2 separate regions of the Homo sapiens genome follow, and region 1 is linked to region 2. A link is a loop called in an ENCODE intact Hi-C map of the cell type or tissue named here. Cell type or tissue: PC-9. All regions are shown on one strand. Each heading gives the region's core, and the rest is flanking DNA. Links, peaks and the distances in the headings are about the cores only. Region 1 overlaps WDR70 (WD repeat domain 70). Region 2 has its middle 45 kb from the start of LINC02119.

What was found. A loop is a pair of places that touch in the nucleus more often than their neighbours do. Peaks named below come from ENCODE experiments on the same cell type or tissue, not always from the same donor. Only the 100,000 strongest peaks of a DNase experiment are listed, where the experiment ranks them.
Region 1: it touches region 2 in a loop (2.5-fold over the local background); 2 of 110 quality-filtered maps call a loop at or near these places.

Annotation. Positions count from the first base shown.
Region 1 is chr5:37,531,804-37,537,187 of GRCh38, reverse strand. The region is part of intron 9 of WDR70 (WD repeat domain 70); the gene reads right to left. Among named protein-coding and RNA genes, the nearest start is that of WDR70, 160 kb to the right of the region's middle. RefSeq lists an enhancer at 2,695-3,894. In PC-9, for the core only: no CTCF peak of the experiment used is centred there; a DNase peak (open chromatin) is centred at 3,167; H3K27ac peaks cover 413 bases.
Region 2 is chr5:38,190,698-38,196,081 of GRCh38, reverse strand. No RefSeq gene overlaps it. Among named protein-coding and RNA genes, the nearest start is that of LINC02119, 45 kb to the right of the region's middle. In PC-9, for the core only: CTCF peaks have their summits at 2,593 and 2,792 (motif pointing right); no DNase peak of the experiment used is centred there; H3K27me3 peaks cover 1,096 bases.

The DNA of each region.
Region 1 (5,384 bases), core at 58-5,057, 660 kb after region 2:
CCGCTTACTGCTAAAATTTCTTCTAGATTTATTAAACATACCTTTTCCAAAAAATATCTGAGAAACTAAACTTAAAAACAAAGCAAACTTTGAAAAACAATTCTGTATTCCCGGGGTTTGGATTTTAATTCAAATTGTTAGATGACCTTAGAGGTTCCATAAGGTTTTTATTTATGGCTATGGTTATAAAATCCACCTTCTGGAGAAATGGGGAACTTGGACATGGGGCCAGATAATAGAAAATGAGGGAAATATTCTTCATTTTAAGAGGCCAGTATCTCTGTTCCAAAGTCCAATAAAGGTATTACAAAAAGAATTTAAAAGTCCTCTAGAGAGGAAAAAAAAATTTTCTTGTCAACATAAAATTGAAATTGTAAATAAAATACAAAATTCCTAAATAGAGCAGAATTTTTTTTCAGTGAAAAACTATGGTTTACTACAGGAATGTAAGACTAGTTTAACATCAGAAAATATATTAATAAACTTCTGCACAATAAAAGACCAAAAGAAAAACAACAGCAAGATTACATCAAATATTAGGAAAAACCATTTGATGAAGTTCAACACCTATGATAAAATTAGAAATACAGGTTTGAGTATCCCTAATCCAAAAATCCAAAATCCTCCAAAATCTGTAACTTTCTGAGTGCTTTTTGAGGCATTATTTATTGCAGATTTTCAGTTTAGGGATACTCAACCAGTAATACAAATATTCCAAAATCTAAAAAAAATCTGAAATCCAAAATACTTCTGGTCCCCAGCATTTCAGGTAACATTTACTCAACCTGTAGAATAAAATTTCTTTATTTTAATAATGTTATGTGCCAAATCCAACATACTTTAAGAAAAAAATATTTTAAAACAAAAGCCATATATTAGGATTTGAAGAGAAGTAATGAAACTGCTTTTATTTGATGGCTATTTTCAATTTTATCTGCTGTCTTCAGCAAGAAGGAATATACATATATCTTATCTAAAAGAAATAACAGATTGCTAAGAAACCATGGGAATACAATGAAACCCAGTCTACTTATACTGATGAGATCTTGGAGATGAGTAAGATAATCCTCATCACAGTCAGACAATGTGGTAGCACCACCACTGTAGTGCCCTACAAGAGAAATTCAATGCAAAGGAAATTTGTCCTTCCAAAGGGGAGAATACTGCAACATGTTTCTAAAAAGTAAGTTCTTGTATCCATTACTTATATAAAAGAGATTTGCATCTTCTGCCTATATCTGTAAATCAATCATCATCACGTTTGTGACAACCATTCATAAAGTGTACAAACCACTCAGTGGGTTCACATTCTGGCTCATGTTATCCAAGCAACACTTGGAATTATGTGTCCTTGGGAAAAATATAATCAGTTTCTTCATTTAGAATATGTAATAACATTACCACCTATCCGACTGCTGTGAAGAAAACATAATATAAAGTGCTTCAGACATATAATATGTATTGCCCAGTGCTGGTATATATTAAGTTCTCAATAAATGTTAACTATTATGAGCTAGTATCCCAATGTTACCTCACTGGAAAATGTTAACAACCTGTGAAGAGACCATTTCTATTGACTTTGACTTTCCAATAATATTATGGTACTTCCAGAGAGGAGCAAGAGTCAATTTTTTAAATTTTAATTTAATTTTAAAAATACAGTACAGATTTAGTACTCTTCAATGGCTTGGCTTGTCATTACTTTAAAATTTTAGCACTTTATATTTTAGCCCACAACACCTTATTTCAGTGGCCCTGTCCTCTTTTCCAAACTCATTTCCTATCACTCTCACTTTTCCTACCAATCTATGAAATGTCAACTACTAGTCTTTTCTTTCCCTCAAATATGCCATATTGCATTCACATTTCAAGGCCATTAAATATAATAGGATTTTGTCCAGGAAAAGTTCTTTCCCTGTGGCTGCCTCCTTTGCATAATTTAAGCCTCAACTTAAAAAAAAAAAAGTCAATTCCAAGGCTTTCTCTGACTACTCTACGTGCAGTAGACCCCTCTCTCCTACTCTTTATCGTTTTGCTTTAACTTTACTCTTAACACTTACTACTAGAGAAACTATTTTATTTATTTATTACTAGCTGTACCTTATCTGTCTCCCAGCACTCATCTACACTAGAATATAAGCCCTATGAAGGCAGAAACTTAGATCACATAGTGAGCAAACAATATTTGCTGAGTGAAACAGGCAACTGGGTTGATATTCCACAGCTTAACTTATAACTAATTACTACACTCTGAGGTGAGAAAAAAAAAAATCAACCAAACAGCAAACCATCTGAATTTATTACTGGCAGATTTCTCTAAAAGGTTGTAAAGAATATATATAATGGGAGTCTACAATTAAAGATTCCTGATCCTCACACAGAACTATGGCTGAAGAAAGCCTGACTTGTGGCCAGGTGCGATGGCTCATGCCTGTAATCCCAGAACTTTGGGAGGCTGAGGCGGGCGGATCACCTGAGGTCAGGAGTTCGAGACCAGCCTAGACTCTACTAAAAATACAAAAATTAGCCAGGTGTGGTGGTGGGAGCCTGTAATCCCAGCTACTCAGGAGGCTGAGGCAGGATAATCGCTTGAACCCAGGGGGCGGAGGTTGCAGTGAGCCCAAATTGTGCCTCTGCACTCCAGCCTGGGCGACAGAGCAAGACTTTTGTCACAAAAAAAAAAAAAAAGCCTGATTTGTACAGTATGGGGGGAAAAACTGATATGCATTTTCAAAGGTACAATATACTATGAAATCAATGATTTGGACAGGGAACTAAAGAATTATCTTTTAAAGGAATGGGATAAACTACATTTTATACCCAGTAAAAGATGTCACACCTGTGGAACTTTATCTAAACTGTTGTTTAGAGAATTAATACAGTTAAATAGATTTCCTTATACCCCATTCAAAACCTTTTAAATGGACTTTAAGATGGCGAATAGGAGGCAGGACTAGCTTGCAGCTCCCGCTCAGACAGGCAGAGCAGTGTGTAGAGACTCACATCATGAACAGTGTTCATGAACAGTATTGAGCAGAACTTCAGGCTGGTACTAGGGTGTGTCTGCAAAGAGTCCTGTGATATGATTCATCTTCAGGTCTTGCAGCCCTGGATAGCAGCACCAAGAATTTCCACAGGAACATACCAGGAAAGCTGAGAGAATCCATAGACCCTTTGAGGTAACTGGATCACCACTGCAGGCTCCCTGAGTCACCGAAAAACTGTAAGTCTGCTTGCTTTCTCAACAGGGAGGTTCACGGTCTGGGGCAAGTTCTCAGCCCTGGTCACCAGCTGCCTGGAAATAGACTCGATGCAGGTGAGGGGGCACGGCAGGAATGAGACTGGCCTTTAGGACTGGGGACTGCATGGGAGTGGAGACAGGTCTGTGACTGCAGGCTTTCCCCCACTTCCCTGGTAACCTGTGTAACTCAGCAGAGGCAGCCATAATCTCCCTGGGAATATAACTCCATTGGACTAGGAACCACACCCCCATCCCCCACAGCAGCCAAAGCGAGCCCCATGCCCAAGGAGGGAATGAGCACAGACACACCTATCCCTTCCCCAAGCTGGTGGTTTTTCTCTACTTGCCCAGGTAACCAAAGACAAAGGTCAAAATCTCTTGAAAGCTCTATGGCCCCGCCCACTGCCTGAAAAACCTGAATACTTAACCAGGTATTCCTAGAACGTGGTGGTGGTGGTGGTGGTGGTGGTGGTGGTGGTGGTGGTGGTGATTGTTTTGTTGTTTTGTTGTTGTTTTAAGTAGAGACAGGGATTCACCATGTTGGTCAGGATAGTGTCGAACTCCTGACCTCAAGTGATACGCCCATCTCGGCCAAAGTGCTGGGATTACAGGAATAAGACACTGTGCCCAGCCCGTAGGGCAAGTCCACATCCTCGCTATAGGACCACAGCTGATGCACTCTTGAAAGCACCACCTCCTGGCTGGAGGCCAACCAACACAAAATGACGCACCAAACAAAAACACAACCAAGGATGCTCACAGAGTCCACTTCACTCCCCTGCTACCTCTACTGGTTCGGGTGCTGCTATCCAGGGCTGCAAGACCTGAAGATGAATCATATCACAGGACTCTTTGCGGACACACCCCAGTACCAGCCTGAAGCTCAGTAGCTCCACTGGACGGCTAGACTCAGAAGAACAAAAACAATCACTCCAGTTCGGCTCTCAGGGAGCCTCATTCCTAGGAGAAAGGGGAGAACAACACATCAAGGGAGCACCCCATGGGACAGAAGAATCTGAACAGCCACCTTGAATCCCAGATCTTCCCTCTGACATAATTTACCCAAATGAGAAGGAACCAGAAAAACAACTCTGGCAATATGACAAAGCAAGGGTCTTTAACACCCCCAAAAGATCATACTAGCTCACCAGCAATGGATCTAAATGAAAATGAAATATCTCAATTGCCAGAAAAAGAATTTAGAAGGTCGATTATTAAGCGAATCACGGAGTCAACAGAGAAAGGTGAATTTCAACTTAAAGAAATCAAAAACATGATACAGGATAGGAAAGGAAAATTCTTCAGTGAAATAGATAGCATAAGCAAAAAACAATCACAACTTCTGGAAGTCAAGGACACACTCAGAGAAATGCAAAATACACTGGAAAGTCTCAGCAATAGAACTGAACAAGCAGAAGAAAGAACTTCAGGGCTCGAAGACAAGGCTTTTGAATTAACCCAATCCATCAAGGACAAAGAAGAAAGAATTTTTAAAAATGAACAAAGCCCCAAGAACTCTGGGATTATGTTAAACAAACAAACCTAAAAATAATTGGTGTTCCTAAGGAAGAAGAGAAATCTAAAACTTTGGAAAACATATTTGAGGGAATAATTAAGGAGAACTTCCCTGGCCTTGCTAGAGATCTAGATATCCAAATACAAGAAGCTCAAAGAACACCTGGGAAACTCATCACAAAAAGATCATTGCCTAGGCACACAGTCATCAGGTTATCAAAAGTCAAGACAATAAAAAGAATCTTCAGAGCTGTGAGACAAAAGCACCAGGTAACCTATAAAGGAAAACCTGTTGGATTAACAGCAGATTTCTCAGCAGAAATCCCTCAAGCTAGGAGAGACTAGGGTCCTGTTTTTAGCCTCCTTAAACAAAACAATTTTCAGCTAAGAATTTTGTATCCAGTGAAACTAAGCTTCATAAATGAAGGAAAGGTACAGTCTTTTCTAGATAAAAAAATGCTGAGAGAATTCGCCACTACCAGGCCAACACTACAAGAACTGCTAAAAGGAGCTCTAAATTTTGAAACGAATCCTCAGAATACAACAAAATAGAGCCTCCTTAAAGCATAAATCTCACAGGACCTGTATAACAATAGCACAATGAAAAAAAAAAGGTATTCAGGCAACA
Region 2 (5,384 bases), core at 115-5,114:
TGAGTTTCTGCCTTTCACCAAGACTCACTCATGGAGATTTCTCTGAAACAGAAAAGATGTCCCACAAGGATCGGTAGTTTTTAAAAAGACAAATGTCCATTATACTGGGATTGACAAGTAATTCTACTTGGACAGAAAGGAGGATATACATAGGGGCAGTGGAAGGAAATTGGGCTACAAAAGCAAATGAGAACTTTATTAATTCAGAAGGGCTTAAATGCCAGCCAAAGAAAGATATCTCATGAGATGGGAAATGGGCTGCCACTAACAGTCTTGAGTAGAAAAATGACATGTAATCTGTGCTTAAGCAAGATCCATCAGGTACAAGAGTGACAATAAATCACAGGAAGGAGAGAATGTTACTTTCTCCATTGAATTGTAAGCCTCACAGGGGCAGGGCCTTGTGGACTTGTTTAATGTTTCTCTTCCTGGTGACTAGCCCAGTGCCTGGCAAGTAGTGGATATGCAATCAGTGCTTGTGATGGAGAGCAAAGAGGCAAGGATGAATTAGGAGGCTACTCAAAGTTAGCCCCCGTGAGAAATAATGAAGCCTGAATGAGAGGGTAGAAAAATAACATATATTTAACATTCACCCTATACCAGGCATTTAATCTATATTATCTGATTGATCTCACAATTACTTTTACGAGGTACATATTTGTTTCAATTTTACAGATGAGGCTCGAATAAATTAAGGGAAAAAGTCCACATTCAGATATGCAATAAATAATGGAGCTGGGATTTGAACCCATGTCTGGCTCTGAAACTCCCCCTTGTCCAGGACATCATGCCAGGAGGGAGTCAGGACAGGGGGAGGTCAAGAAGGCACAGAGGTAGGAGAGAATCGCAGCTGGCCAGGTCCATTTGGTGGGACAGAGCATGAGGCAAAGTGGAGGAGTTTGGGGCTTTGAGCTGGAATCCCAAGGAGAATTGTGATGACGTTAAAAGAAATAAAGCATTCAAGGGGACTTTCAGGGATGGGATGCTTGGGTCAGATCTGGACATGCTGCTTGCGGGTCCTGGGGGGACATCTAGATGGAGCTACCCATCAGGCAGTTGGAAACGCCAATCCAGATCCCAGGACAGAGGCAGCAGTAAGGAAGCAGACTTGCAAGTGCCCCATGTTGAGGCGATTATTTGAAGCAGTGAGCATAGATGAGAAAAAGTTAGCCAAGGTCGTGATATAAATGTACCTGGTCCAAGCATGGTATGCAGGATATCTGAATATGCACAGATCCTAAGGTATGTCCTGAAAGTAGGTCCGCTTTACTGAATCTTCTGATCAGCAGTTTTCTTGAGGTTTTCACATTTACTTAAGTAGAGTGTGTTGGCAGGGGGTGAAAAATACACACAAGAGCCCTGATCAATGAAAGTTTTGCTGTGGGTGTGACCTATGTCCTGTAACTTGCTCAAACTTCTCAGAGAGGGAAACTTTAAATATCCAAGTTAAGAACTACGAATGCTGACAATTCTCTGTCTGGGAGCTGAAGATCCAACCTTTAGAGGCCATGACTCCTCAGGTCACGTACCTGTTACAAGGGGCTTGATATGGTTTGGCTCTGTGTCCCCACCCAAATCTCATCTCAAATTGTAATCCAAGGAGGGACCCAGTAGGAGGTGATTGGATCATGGGGGAGGTTTCCTCCACGGTGTTCTTGTGATCATGAGTGAGTTCTCATGAGATTTGTTTAAAAGTAGCACTTCCCTATTTGCTCTCTTGCCCTATCCTGCCACCAGGTAAGACGTGCCTTGCTTCCCCTTCACCTCCAGCCATGATTGTAAATTTCCTCTCTCTGTCTCCCTCTCCTGCCGCCAAGTAAGATGTGACTTGCTTCCCCTTCACCTCCTGCCATGATTGTAAGTTTCCTGAGGCCTTCCCAACCATGTGGAACTCTGAGTCAATTAAACCTCTTTCCTTTATAAATTACCCAATCTCAGGTGTTCTTTATAGCAGTGTGAGAACTAATACTTGGCTTCAGCTGGTTAATCCCCAGGGACAGTTTTCAGGATTAGATTTTCGTGGCAGTGTTTCCTCTCCCTTCTACTCCCCTCCCCATAAAGATTTAGTGGGCAGGACTGACTTGTCTGAAGGGGTCCTCTTGGCTGGGGGCCTTCGAAGAAGCCAGATTGTCCCCTTAAGAGTAGTCACTACTATAAGCCCAAAAATCTTGGGTCCCTGTAATGTGCTATGTGCTATGTCTCCGGCTGACTTGCACTGCAGCCTAGTCAGAGATGGCCACCTTTGTCTTTCTACAGCAAATCAGAAAGGGACACAAAATTTCTATTTGAACATAGATAATTCAAAACAGCTGAACTTTTTTAAATGAAGAATCTTTTTGCATGCAACGTTCGATAGTGGAAGAATACCCTGATTAACTTAGGAAACTATTTTACCCTAACTTAGTTATGAACGACCAAAAATGTGCCTTTACATCTGTTTAGGATGACATTTTGGGCATCTAGTACTACATTACAATCTCCATGAGACAATAAACACATAGACTTGTTATTTGATAGTTGCATAATTGTGGTTTTCTTCTGCTTGTTCTCAGAGGTGGAGAGCTGCCTGTTTGCTTTTTATTCCTCTTTTTTTTTTTTCCAGGAGAAAAAAACAAATGTAAAACACACCAAACCAGAGGGAAAGAAATAGTCAATATGCCGCTGCTGCATGTAAGCTGCAAGTTTATTTGCCTGTTTACTCTCTTTGAAATACCTGTGAAGTGCTTTGCCGGCGGGTTCTCGTCCACATCCTCTGAGTGGCAATGCTCATTCACGACCAGCAGAGGGCAGGCACGACCTCCTAATACACCGGGAAGGCCATTTTGCCAGCACCAGGAATAAAGGCGCCCTTGCCATCTGTAACCTCAACCATCTCTCTCAACCACTGTAGACCTAATTGCCATGATAAAAACAGATCTGTATGAGCTTTGTAGTCACACGGTCTTGGTTAAATCGCAGCTCTGCCACGTATTAGCTGTGTGACCTTCAACAACCTACATAACCTCTCTGAGCGCGTTTCTTCCTCATTTCTAAAGTGGGACTATTAATAATACCTACTTCATAGGCTTCTTGTGAACATTTAATCAGTTAATATATGCAAGGCACTCAGAACAGAGCCTAGCACATGGTAACCTATTATATTTATTGTTATTACTAATAGTATTGCATTAAACTCTTTCATTCTCTCTCTCAGGACTCCAACTAAAGTGTCCAAGGAGAAGGGACACCACTCAAGAGGAAGGAAGAAAAAGGCTTTGGTGAGTCTCAGGCCACCCCAGGAATCTCTGGGTGATGGAGAAGGGAGCTACAGAGATGTCTCTGCTCCAGCAGAAGAACAGAAAGATGGTTCTAACCTGGGGTGAGAGACACCAAATGAGCTAAGCTTTCCTGTTTCATTCTTTCCCTAAAGGCAGTAAGACCTGAGCTTGGGCGGTGGGAAGGTCCGCAGACATCTGGTACAAGAAGGGCTCCAGGCAAGCAAAGAGCTGTTCCTCCCAGCTGCATTCAAGCATGGTGCAATTAGCTGCAGCCTGGGGGATCGTCACGAACCTGGCCACCTGGGCACCTCTCCTCAACATCTGGGTGAAGGACAAAGGGAAGGCACAAGCTCCGAAAAAGAGGCCTTGGAGGTTATTTTACAACAAGAGTGGCAGAGGCCAGGGAAGCATGTGGGTGTTCTAGCTGCTTTTAGCAAAGCCATTCATGTGGTAGCTAGAAGTGATGAGGCCCTGGCCGTGTGGTGGGCAGGCAGGGGCAGGGATCCATGGCAGAAAGAAGAGGGTACACTTTCCTGGAGATGTTTCCAAAACCCCTGGGTAGGGATCTTGAGGTGAGCTCTGGTAAGCGTCTTGAGGACAAGGACCACATCTTATCCAGCCTTGTAGAGTAGCAACTGTTCGGGTCATAGGCTGTGAATAAATATTCCAACTCTATCTCCTTCTGACACATGATAGGATGGCACTTCCCTGCTCACTGGAAGTCGATGTGGCCATGTGACTTTCTGTGGCTAATGAAAGGTAAGCAGAAGCTTTCAGAGCCAATGCAGACTCTACCATATTTTTTTCCTGAGCAGGCAGCTAAGGGCTCCTCCAGGAGCCTGTGTCCCTGTGTGACTCTGATGAGCAGAGTGCCCCCTAGGCTGACTTGTGGCTGACATGCAGCCATTGAAATGTCAGGTTACTGTTTGTTTGTTACAGCAGCAGACCCCAGCCTGTCCTGATTTAGACAGCAGCTCACCTTTGTGTAGCCCTCTGTCACATCCAGCATGGCTTTTTCACACTGCATCACCTCATCTGATCCTCTGGAAAGCATGTGAGGTAGGTCTGTTATCCCAATTTACCAGCTGAAACTGGATCCCTGAAAGCTTAAGTATCCAAGGTTCCAGAACAAAGTGACAGAGCTGGGAATCCAACCCAAGCCCCAGGACGCCAAATCCCATGCTGTTCCTCCCCCACCATCCTCCCTAGTGTGATGACACTCAACAAATGGGTACCGACTGAAATTGAAATGATAATACTGGCCCGCACAGCTGCAATCATCATCATCATAGCACTTTCACGAGGGCAATGCTTTTTCTTGGTGTCATGAACACATAATGTAGGATCGCCAGTTTTATAAAGAGCAAAGGTTAGTAAGAAGTGATGTCTACAGTGTCTTACATGAAAGTTAGACATCAGACATTGCCTAGGGAAGGCTCTTACTGGGACGAATGATCTAACATTTATTGTAGTGTTTTGTTTTTTTTTTTTTTTTTTTAGACAGGGTCTTGCTCTGTCACCAAGGCTGGAATGCAATGGCACAATCTCGGCTCACTGTGACCTGTGCCTCCCAGGTTCAAGCTATTCTCCTGCCTCAGCCTCCTGAGTAGCTGGGATCACAGGTGCATGCCACCACGCCCAGCTAATTTTTGTATTTTTAGTAGAGACAGGGTTTTGCCATGTTGGTCAGGCTGGCCTTGAACTCCTGGCCTCAAGTGATCTGCCTGCCTCAGCCTCCCAAAGTGCTAGGATTACAGGTGTGAGCCACTGCGCCAGGCCTATTGTAGTACTTTGAAAATCAGCTTCTGTAATTAACATTCTCCATGGCTCTGGCACTCTCCTCACACCACTCTGCTCCCCACAAAGTCCCTAACCACAGTTCCCCTGACTCTGAGCTCCTGCATTCTTTCTATCTAAACTCTCCGTCAGTCATAGTTACCTGTTCTAGGGCCTCAATCACTCAGGGCCCATTTTTTTTTTCTCCTGGGAAACCAGCAACCTACTCCAGCTAACTCATGCAAAGGCTGATGGTATGTTATTGCTGCGACTTGTCACACTTGTGTTTTAGCCTGGCTCTCTAGTCCAGCAGTGGGATTTCAGAGCAGCTCACAGGCTGCTAGGGGAGCT